Regions from separate parts of the Homo sapiens genome. Here all the other regions are linked to region 2. Evidence: chromatin contacts called from ENCODE Hi-C or POLR2A ChIA-PET data. All regions are on one chromosome and are shown on one strand. The core of a region is the stretch at or near the end of the contact, and the rest is flanking DNA. Distances in the headings are between cores, read along the strand shown. Region 1 holds the start of MYL12A (myosin light chain 12A). Region 2 holds the start of LINC00667 (long intergenic non-protein coding RNA 667). Region 3 holds the start of DLGAP1-AS1 (DLGAP1 antisense RNA 1).

Region 1 (3,136 bases), core at 1-2,500, 2.0 Mb before region 2:
GTTAACTTTGGAATACGTTAGTGGTTAATACACGGAACGTTCCCGAGATCCCTCAAGAAAGAAGCTACGAATACTTAGAAGATACTATTCCGCGGCGTTTACAGCAACACTGTCCGTTCCAGAAGGATTCAAGTGGCGGCCTGCTTTGAAGGCGAAGACCACAGGGCAACCCAAACTTCAGAAGGGTTCTGGCCACGGGAGCCACACTGGTCACTGTCCCCTAGTGCTGGGATGACGGCTCGAGTGTTAGAGGATCCCACTCTCTCCTCTGGTAGGTGAGGTCAGAGAGCTGAGGGGGCCAGAACAAGTCTTCCTTATCGGATTCTGGGCGGAAAAAGATAAAGTCGGGGAGGACTTTCTCTTTTTAATAAGATTCATCGTTACGAATTGTTCTAGGCAAGCAGACCTCAGGAGAAATAGGCCCAAGTTTTGATTCCTGTTTTCACCAAGTCGCAAGTCCTAATCGTAGCAAGAGGTGCGGGGAAGAGTCGCCTTCCTTCCTGCATAGTGGGATCCAAGTCAGGCTGTCCTTGTTAGCCAGGGTCAAAGGGGCTCTGCCAGGGAAAAACGACGGCAAATGTTTTTCAAGAGGAAGTCTCCAGCCACTTGTGACCTGGGAAATCCGTCTGGGCCAAAAAGATAGTGGAGGCTTGGCTGAGGGCCCCAGGGACACACGTTTCCTCCCGTATGGAGGGGGCGGGACTCTTAATAAAATTACACTGCACACAGAGCTAGCATCAAGATCCGCTCCCGGGATACGCGCACTGCTCCGGGGCCCTCAGGCGGAGACCCAGACCCCGCGCGGGGCGTCAAGCGCAGGCGCACTACCGCCCACAAGCTGGAGCCCGGCTTCGGGGCGGGGCGAGGGTCAGTCACGTGGGCCCGCAGCCCTCTCCTCGATTTCCCTACAAGGACTTGGGCCGACGGGCCCCGCCCTTCGCCGTGCCCTGGAATGTGCGGCCAGGCAAAGCCACAGGACGGACGCAACCATCTGCGGAAAGGATAGGGGGGAGGAAGACTTAACACTGCAACAACAGGTACAAAAAAGAAGGAAACTCAGTAACAGGACCCAGAGGACCATTATATATTGCTCTATATTCTAGGTCGCCCACTTTACACTTCCTTCTCATGCACTTGGTCAATACCACGCCCGCTGACCACACTGGCGACTTCCCTCTCTGTCGCCCCTCCGTGAAGTCAGACCCACTCTGCGGGCCAAGAAAGGTGACCGGGCTTCCTTCCGGCTTGCTAAGCAGAGGCCGGAAGCGGTGGTTTTTAGCGGCTCTCTGGGTAGCAGGGTGGTGTGATAGCGGCAGCGAGGGGCTCGGAGAGGTGCTCGGATTCTCGTAGCTGTGCCGGGTGAGTGGCGCTCGCGTTCGGGCGCGTGAGACCCATCCCGGGGACCCGTCTCCGCGGGGGCAGCTGGAGGGCGGCGGGGCTCCTGGCGCCGGTAGCGCACCTGGGCAGGTGTGCCAGCCAGGTCCCCGGTTCTGGGATCCGAGGCCATGGCTTGGAGTGGCCCAGACCCGAACTTCGCTCCTGTGCCCAAACTTGGAACTCTGGAAATGTGGCTTCGCTCACTGGCGCCTTGAGCTTGGGCGACTGCCGGGCCCGCGAAACCCGACCCCTGCAGAGCTGACTCCGGGACTATTTTAGTTTCTAACGTCAACTTGCCCGATTCAAGAGGGTTTGCGCAAAAACGTAGCCCGTTGTCCCCCTGCTGCAGCTGTTGTTGCAGCTGTGTGGCTGCGTTTAGTAGGAATAACCAACTCAAATTGGGAAGTTCTTCAGCTCAGTATCCGCTCCTGTAATTAGAACTTTTTTTCTTTAAGCGATGAAATTTTGGACAGAGAGATCTGGAGTTTAGTTTGTGACTCGAAGAAAAACTCCAAAATGTAATACCTTGTCCCATTTGGGGGGAAAGTTTGGGCTAATTCAATTCGCCATGGAAGTGTCTTCTTTTTAAAGTAGTTTAGTAGGTATATGAATGTATCTGTCAGTTCTTGAGAGACCTATGGATTTAGCAGAGATTTTAACTTAAGTGCAAAAAGTTTCATATTTAAAGGCGAATAAAGCGAATATTTCTTAAAATTATTGGTATTTGTTTCATGTTCTGGAAGGGCTCTAATAAACGGTAATCAGAAAAGCACTCTATTTTCAAAAGCGAGGCTTTACTGGCAAGTCAGCCCTCACAGCTAATTGTCTTTGTCCAGTGGTGAGAACTTTTGGGTGTGGCAGTCCAAGAGAACGAATCCTACCTTCAACCGGAAGTTTGCATAAGAAATGAAACTTGGTTTACTTGGAACGGAAGCACCAACTTGAAATACACTTTTTAAAAATTGTGGTTAGCACCAGAAAATAAGTTATACTTAGGCTTTTTTTTTTTAAGTGCATTGATTAAATGAGGCGGTATATTTGGTCAGGGTTTAGAAAGCCCACCAAATACTAGGTGCTATCACAGTACGCAGTGTTTTGTAAGATGGTGGTTTTTTCTTGCAGAATGTGTGATATTTCTCAGAATATTATCAATTTGAGTGTTCGTTTTGTAGAAGAAGTTTCTAGGTTATTTTACATTTATTGCCACTTTGTAAATAAATGCTGGACTCTAGGATTCTAACCACAGAACTCTAATGTATATATTGGTATGGATTAATCCCATTTTATAAATGAACATAGTTTCTAGAGATTCTGAAAACTTCTTGTGTCCTTTGGTGTGTGGGGAAAGCCACTTTGAGAATCTCTTCTATTTCTCCCACCTATTAATCTAGTCTAACATTTTCCTTAATCATGTTGTGTATCTCTCGTTACAGCCCACAATGATTCTGAGCTAAAACACAAAATAAAAACCAGATTCATTGCCACCAGCGCTCACCTCGCCTGACTTAAAAAAAAGGTTATGCTCCTTTAGATCTGTAAACTCAGTCTCCTAACTGCCCTTCATCCACTTTCTCATGCATCTGAAATCCTCATATTTTGTAGAAGCCTGTTCTGTAAGTCTCTCTACTTTCCAGTTTCGTACAACAGACACTCCTTGACACCAAGGATCTTTCACTTAATCCCTCAAAAATAAAGACTCGAGCTGGGTGCGGTGGCTCACGCCTGTAATTCCAGCACTTTGGGAGGCCGAGGCAGGTGG
Region 2 (2,967 bases), core at 468-2,967:
TCATGAATCAGTCAGCACTAGACCACAAGCAGTTCAGTGCTCCACTGTGGAGGCAAAAAGGGAAAACTTTTGTAAGATGTTTGCAGACACAAAACAAATAAAAATATTTGGTTAAATTGGGAAGTCCCTAGTGAGAAGTTGGTTGACAGTTTCTAGTTGGTTAAGCTTAAGTTTTGTTTTCTGGATTTAACGTCTTGTTTCTATAATTATAAAATGAATACAGTCACTTCAGAAACCTAGAAATGTATAAAGTAAAAATTTTCCACAATACTCCACCCAAAGATAACTTTTTTGAGTATGAATTTGTTCTTCCTCAAAATACGCGTTTTAAACAATTGATATCAAAATGCATCTTGTTTATTTGGCTTTTGAAACTGTTATAACACAACTTATAACATTGGAAATACATTATTTTATTAATACAAAGTAGTTTTCATAGTAAAATACCAAATTAATTAAAAGGCAGAATGAAACGTACCATATACATGTAGACGACAAATGAAAACTGTCAAAGTATCCTTCTCTCTAAAAAGCCACAAATTACGTTCTTTGAAGTAAGTATTGGGTTTTATTTCCTAAACTATACACATCAATATCACCTCCTGAAGCTTTTTACCCAGTTTCACGGTTGGTATTTCGGACATGCAATGTTCCATGCTGTCAAACTTGGAATGCCTCGTTTGGATACAGGGAGACAAAGACTTGGAGACCCAGAAGCCTGAAAGTGGTTCTTGACCGACTTTGTCCACTCAAATTAAGGCATCATGCAGCTGGTCATCACTTACATTGCTGGTTGCACGCAGGCACACACACACCAGTGCTCACAGCCAGCACTTGTTAAGAATGGTTGAGCTGGACCAAATGGTATACGTGTCTTTCATCAATATAAACATGGACTGCATTCATCTGGACACGGGCCTTTCCCGCCTACCGAGCCTGCCCACCACCCGAAGTTTAAGCTCATCTTGGAGGACCTGACACTCAGGAAGCCGTCTCCCGTTGTTCCACCGGCTTTGTGGCCCCAATGTCTGTATAAGCTGCTGATTTGCCTTGGGAAAACAAACCAGCATCGATTTCAGAGAAATTACTGGATAATTTGCGCTGTGAGGCGCCTAGATCGCAAGGCGCACTCCGCAAATGACAGCCGCTCCCGTGCACTTGTCCAGTCATTCGGGTGGCATACTGTCCGGGTGGAAGCCCGCCAAAATAATCCATTTGGAAGGGACGGAGGGCTTCGTCAGAAATTGCCTTCTTGTAGCTATGAGACATTGAGCAAAACAGATAAGAACTGGGGCAATGGAGGCATAAACATTAAGGCTAGGATGTATTTTTGGGGAGAAAGCGGCGGCTAGCAGGGACGAAGCTCAACTTCATGCGCCGCGCCCCGGAATGCTTTGCCTTTAGCCACTAGCGGAGCCGCCCGCCTGAGGGAGCCCTCCGGGAGTGAGCGCACGCAACCGTGCAGTCAGATTCCTCCGCCGACCGCGGCCCTCTCTCCTCGGGCTTTGCCTTCGCTCTCTAGCTTTTCTTCTTTCACTCCCGCTCGCCGACTCCAGCCCGCTGGGCTCACGCTCTGCCGGACACCAATCCCGGCGGCCCTGCCCGACGGAGCTCAAGGCTAGGCCTGGCCTTGTCCGCGGAGTCCGCCCCTCGCCGCCACCGGGATCCGCCCCCGCGCCGACACGCACTTCCGGCAGCGCCGCGGCCGGGAGGGACCGAGCGGGGAGCAAGGCCTGCGGGGAGGCGCAGGATGGACGCGTTGGCTGTCATGATGTAGGACCTCCTGACCTAGAACCATGCCCGGCGCAGGGAGAACAACGAGCTTACGGACCGGGTGCGGGGGCTGCTGTGCGAGAAAGCCTACCTGCTGGCCCGGGAGCGTTCGCCGGCCCACCTGGTGGCTTTCCCTGGACGTTTAACGGCGACTCCGCCCGGCCTCCCGACTTTTTGATGCAGGCGTTCTCTTACATGACTTTCTTCGAGGCTAGATTCTCGAAAGACATCCTGAAGGTGGCTTTCTTAATTAGCTGCCTCACCGGCTGGCGGAGCAGTTCGTAGTCGCCTACATCGAGAGGGAGAGCCCCGTCCTGGCTCAGTACTGGGGCTTCGTGGACGCGCTGTAGCGGGTCTTCGCCGTCGTGGGTAGGAAACAGTCGGGCCGGATCCCCGGTGTCTGGGGAGCGGCTGCCGGCCGGGCCCGCGCGAGCCGCTTCACTCCTACAAGCCCGGCTCACTAGTTCCAAGCTGCTGGACTTTGACCCTCGCTGGGAAGCTTGATCGCCGCCTGTTCTCGCCAATCTCTATGCCTTTGCACTGCCCAGCAACCCGGTCACTGCCCAGGACCTGTTAAAAGTTGAATGGACCTCCCAGAATCACGCCGCTGCCACCGCCGTTTCTAGAGACGGCTTTTGGCCACCTTTGAGAATCAGGGTCAAACTTGGAAGGGCCTGCATTTGTCACACTTCCTCGGACACTAATTTGGATAGTTCAGGCCCAGAGACGGCTTCCCGGGTTAGTGTGCCTGACAACACTGAAGAAAAATTGTGACATTTTCCTTCCCCAGAATTACTTCGTTTTATACATTTCACTTCTCTTCTGAAATCACAGCAATGCCAGTTTGCGCCTTTTGGTCTGAGGAACGCAGGCCCTGGCCACTACCAGGAAAAAGTATTTACTTTTAAAACTTGAATGTATATCTTTACCGTATGCCTAGTACAGTAGTGCTTGGAAGAAACAGATTAGTAAGACAAAATATATGTCTTCAAGAACACTTACGTTCTGAGAAAGAATTCTGAATGCAGATTCTAATGTCTGGTAAAATGCTTTACAGTGTAAAGAATGCATATATGATTCTTATTTTATGGCATTTTAAACTTTCCACCCCACGGTTTTAAAGTGTTAATATATGTTAAAAATATATGCAATTTATAAAGGAGAAGGAAAGCCCAGCTTGATTTTTGCTGCCAA
Region 3 (2,863 bases), core at 364-2,863, 1.6 Mb before region 2:
GAGCAAATCCTTACTCTGTGTACTGGACACTGTGCTAAGAACTTAATAGACATGGGGGCTGGGTGTGGTGGCTCACACCTGTAATCCCAGCACTTTGGGAGGCTGAAGCATAAGGATCGCTTTAGCCCAGGTGTTGGAGACCAGCCTGGGCAACAGAGTGAGACCTCGTCTCAAAAAAACCCAAACAACAACAACTAGCTGGTCATGGTGGTGCACGCCTGAAGTCTCAGCTACTCGGTAGGCTGAGGTGGGAGGATCACTTGAGCTTGGGAGGTGGAGGCCGCAATGAGCCATGACTGTGCCACTGCACTCCAGCCTAGGTGACAGAGCAAGACCCTGCCTCAAAAAAAAAAAAAAAAAAAAAAAAGAAAAAGAAAGAAAGAAAAAGAAAAAGAAAAAGAAAAAGAAAAAAAAGAAAGAAAAGAAAAGAAAAAGAAGAAAATAGACATGATCTCACATATGTGAAAGATCCCACTATCCCCATTTAACTGATGAAAATATTAAGGCTCAGAGCAGGCAACGGACATCCCTAACTCATCTAGAGATTCAGTGACAGAGTTAGAGTACTCAGGGCTCCAACTCCCATCTGACCATTAACTCAAACCACCTTTGTTTATCTCCCCCGCCCCCCGCCAGTAAACACTCTCTAGTAAACACCTTGTCCACTAAAGCACCGTGGTTTCCACGAGGGACTCCTTCGTGCACAGCCATCCTCACTCTGCAGGAACTCTTAAGTTTCAGTGAATGAATGAATTTGGAGTGGTCAACAAGGGGTGCACAGTTGCAACTTTTAAAATATTGCAGAAGGAGAGAAATGCCACAAAACAAAATGCACATGGAAAAATCACTACCTTATTTCAAAATATTTACAGCTTCACATTTAAGGCCACCCAAAGCGTGGCGGTCAGTGGTGAGAAGGCAGAGATCAGAGGCTGTTGGGGTGGGTCATACACCATGATTCCCGGCCCCCCTCTGGGAGATACAAGGTATCCCACAGTCTTCTCTCCCAGTTACATCCTCCACGGAAACCACAAGATGACTCGCTCAACTTTTTCTAAAGTAGAAAAAAATATGCTTGTGTGTGTGTGTAAGGGGAGGAGAGGGGATGTGAATGAAATGGAGGGTAGTGTAATAATTCCTGTAGTCATAAGACACGCCAGTTGGTAGTTGCTAGTATTCCAGACACTTCCTAACGCCAGACAAATGCCCCAAGCCTCGGCATGTCTGGCCTAGAGATCTATTCAACTGATAGCAGCCGCCTCTTCTGGGGAGAGCAGATCTTTCAGAAAGCACTGGCTGCGCTGCTAATCAAACGCAACATTGTTCTCAGCAAGGAGGAAGAATGGAAAGGTTTGTTTCAGAGTCACAACTTTATTTTTTTTAAAAGGCACCCAAGTTGTTTCAACAAGCTGCTACAAAACTTGGGCTTCCTGAGTGGAGGCTGTTTTGCACAGTGCATGTACTGTACAAAAATCCAGGCAGGGAGGGGTCAGAGAGTTCGTCATTAAAGAAAAAAAAAAAAAAAAGCCCCAGGCACTTGATGCCTGGAAATGATGTCAGACGCAGCCACTCCTCTGTTAGAACTACAGCCAAACAATGCGCAGGCAATCCACAGCAGCTGCCCCTGCAAATGTCAGCGCCAGCCCAGTCAAAAGAGCTTGAAACCTACCAAGCCGGAGGACTGTGCTGTGCCTCTCTCGCCCACATTTTCCCCAAGCACTCTCAGGAACCTGGCAACAGGTAACGTGGCAACCTTTGACTTATAAAAGGGCAAGTGGCACAATCTCAGGGAACAAATGGACTTTTTTTTAAAGCCAGCATCTCCCCCACCACTCCCACACCCCCCTCCCTCCCTCCCTCCCTCCCAACCAAAAGTCTGTAAAAAACAAAACATTGACGCGGGCAGTCCTACTCTCTAGTGTCCCCTTGTGGCCAAGCCTGGAACATCACATCTGTACGTTGCAATCTGTGGATCAGCTACGAGGTAAGTCGCTCTTTGGAAGGGGTGGAGGTCTTTGCTGGACTTGTCTTCCGAAAAGTATGAAGAGTGGAAGTCAAGGCTCAGAATGGCGTCCTTTTTTACCTTATCACCTTAACAAAAACTTCACCTTAGCTGCAGGGTTAAACCTCTGGGTTGGGGCTGGGGATTTTCGTTGTTGTTGTTTTAAAGCAGCAGCCAAGGCCATGTTTTTTAAGGTGGTGAGTTAAACGGAGCAAGAGCTGCGGTAGCCTTTTCCACCCAATCTCTTTCTTCACATCCTAGTCACAGCCAAGGGTAGGGTGGATGGCAGTGAGGATAAACAGCCCAGAAACAGGATTCCTGCAGGGTGGGACTGGCATTTTCCATTTTTATCTGAAGTTGTACTTTGAATGCAGACACCTTTCTCTCAGGCCAGAAGCACTGCTCATTTGTATTGCTGGCTTCCAGTTAGCCTATTTGCAAGGATTACTTAGGATTTCCAGACTGCAGGCCCAGCTACCCAGAGAGTGTGCCTCAAAGCCCCACCTCAAAGCTTTTATCTCTATGTGGCGGGAAACACCCACGAAAATGCCAACGGCGGTATTTGTAACTTGCCTTCTTCCTTTTGGGAACTGCTTTCTGCAGCTCTCTCTGCGTTAGAGGAATAGCTACAGCTGGGAGCTGCTCCAGCCACGCAGGAGGAGAGGGCACCCATTGAGAGGCGGGCACCCCTTCTGTCTCCCTCTGGCTATGTTAACTGGAAACTAGGAAAGGGGTTCAGATCAAAGTAACTGCTGTCTTCAGAAAGTTCCATTCATTAACTAAGTTAGCGGAAATTAAATGGTGTTTGGAGGAAGGTCATTTCAGAAGGCCCAGGGCCAGAGGCTGAGGTCTAAAACTTCT

The links. Hi-C counts contacts between places; a loop is a spot of excess contacts on that map. ChIA-PET counts read pairs that join two places held with the same protein, here RNA polymerase II (POLR2A). Pooled maps may share reads with other maps.
Region 1: a loop to region 2 is called in a pooled map, with 11 times the contacts of the local background. The contact joins the promoter of MYL12A here to the promoter of LINC00667 in region 2. A Hi-C loop is called at or near these places in 6 of 50 pooled maps. POLR2A ChIA-PET finds 5 or more read pairs at or near these places in 2 of 52 experiments (activated CD4-positive, alpha-beta T cell and naive thymus-derived CD8-positive, alpha-beta T cell).
Region 3: a pooled map shows a loop between it and region 2 (7-fold over the local background). The contact joins the promoter of DLGAP1-AS1 here to the promoter of LINC00667 in region 2. A Hi-C loop is called at or near these places in 2 of 37 single-sample maps with no recorded cell type and 10 of 50 pooled maps. POLR2A ChIA-PET finds 5 or more read pairs at or near these places in 2 of 52 experiments (HepG2 and K562).

The regions. Positions count from the first base shown.
Region 1 is chr18:3,246,551-3,249,686 of GRCh38, forward strand. MYL12A (myosin light chain 12A) reads left to right here and starts at 1,251. Exons shown (of 4, transcript NM_006471.4): 1 at 1,251-1,359. It also overlaps a transcript of MYOM1 not described here. RefSeq lists enhancers at 958-1,187, 2,320-2,389 and a silencer at 1,478-1,557.
Region 2 is chr18:5,236,383-5,239,349 of GRCh38, forward strand. LINC00667 (long intergenic non-protein coding RNA 667) reads left to right here and starts at 1,718. Exons shown (of 3, transcript NR_015389.1): 1 at 1,718-2,667. It overlaps LINC00526 (long intergenic non-protein coding RNA 526), which reads right to left and starts at 1,647. Exons shown (of 1, transcript NR_026849.1): 1 at 342-1,647. RefSeq lists a silencer at 1,664-1,833 and an enhancer at 2,054-2,233.
Region 3 is chr18:3,592,501-3,595,363 of GRCh38, forward strand. DLGAP1-AS1 (DLGAP1 antisense RNA 1) reads left to right here and starts at 1,614. Exons shown (of 3, transcript NR_024101.1): 1 at 1,614-1,740; 2 at 1,920-1,984. The region is part of intron 7 of DLGAP1 (DLG associated protein 1); the gene reads right to left. RefSeq lists enhancers at 1,254-1,373, 2,786-2,863 and a silencer at 2,371-2,665.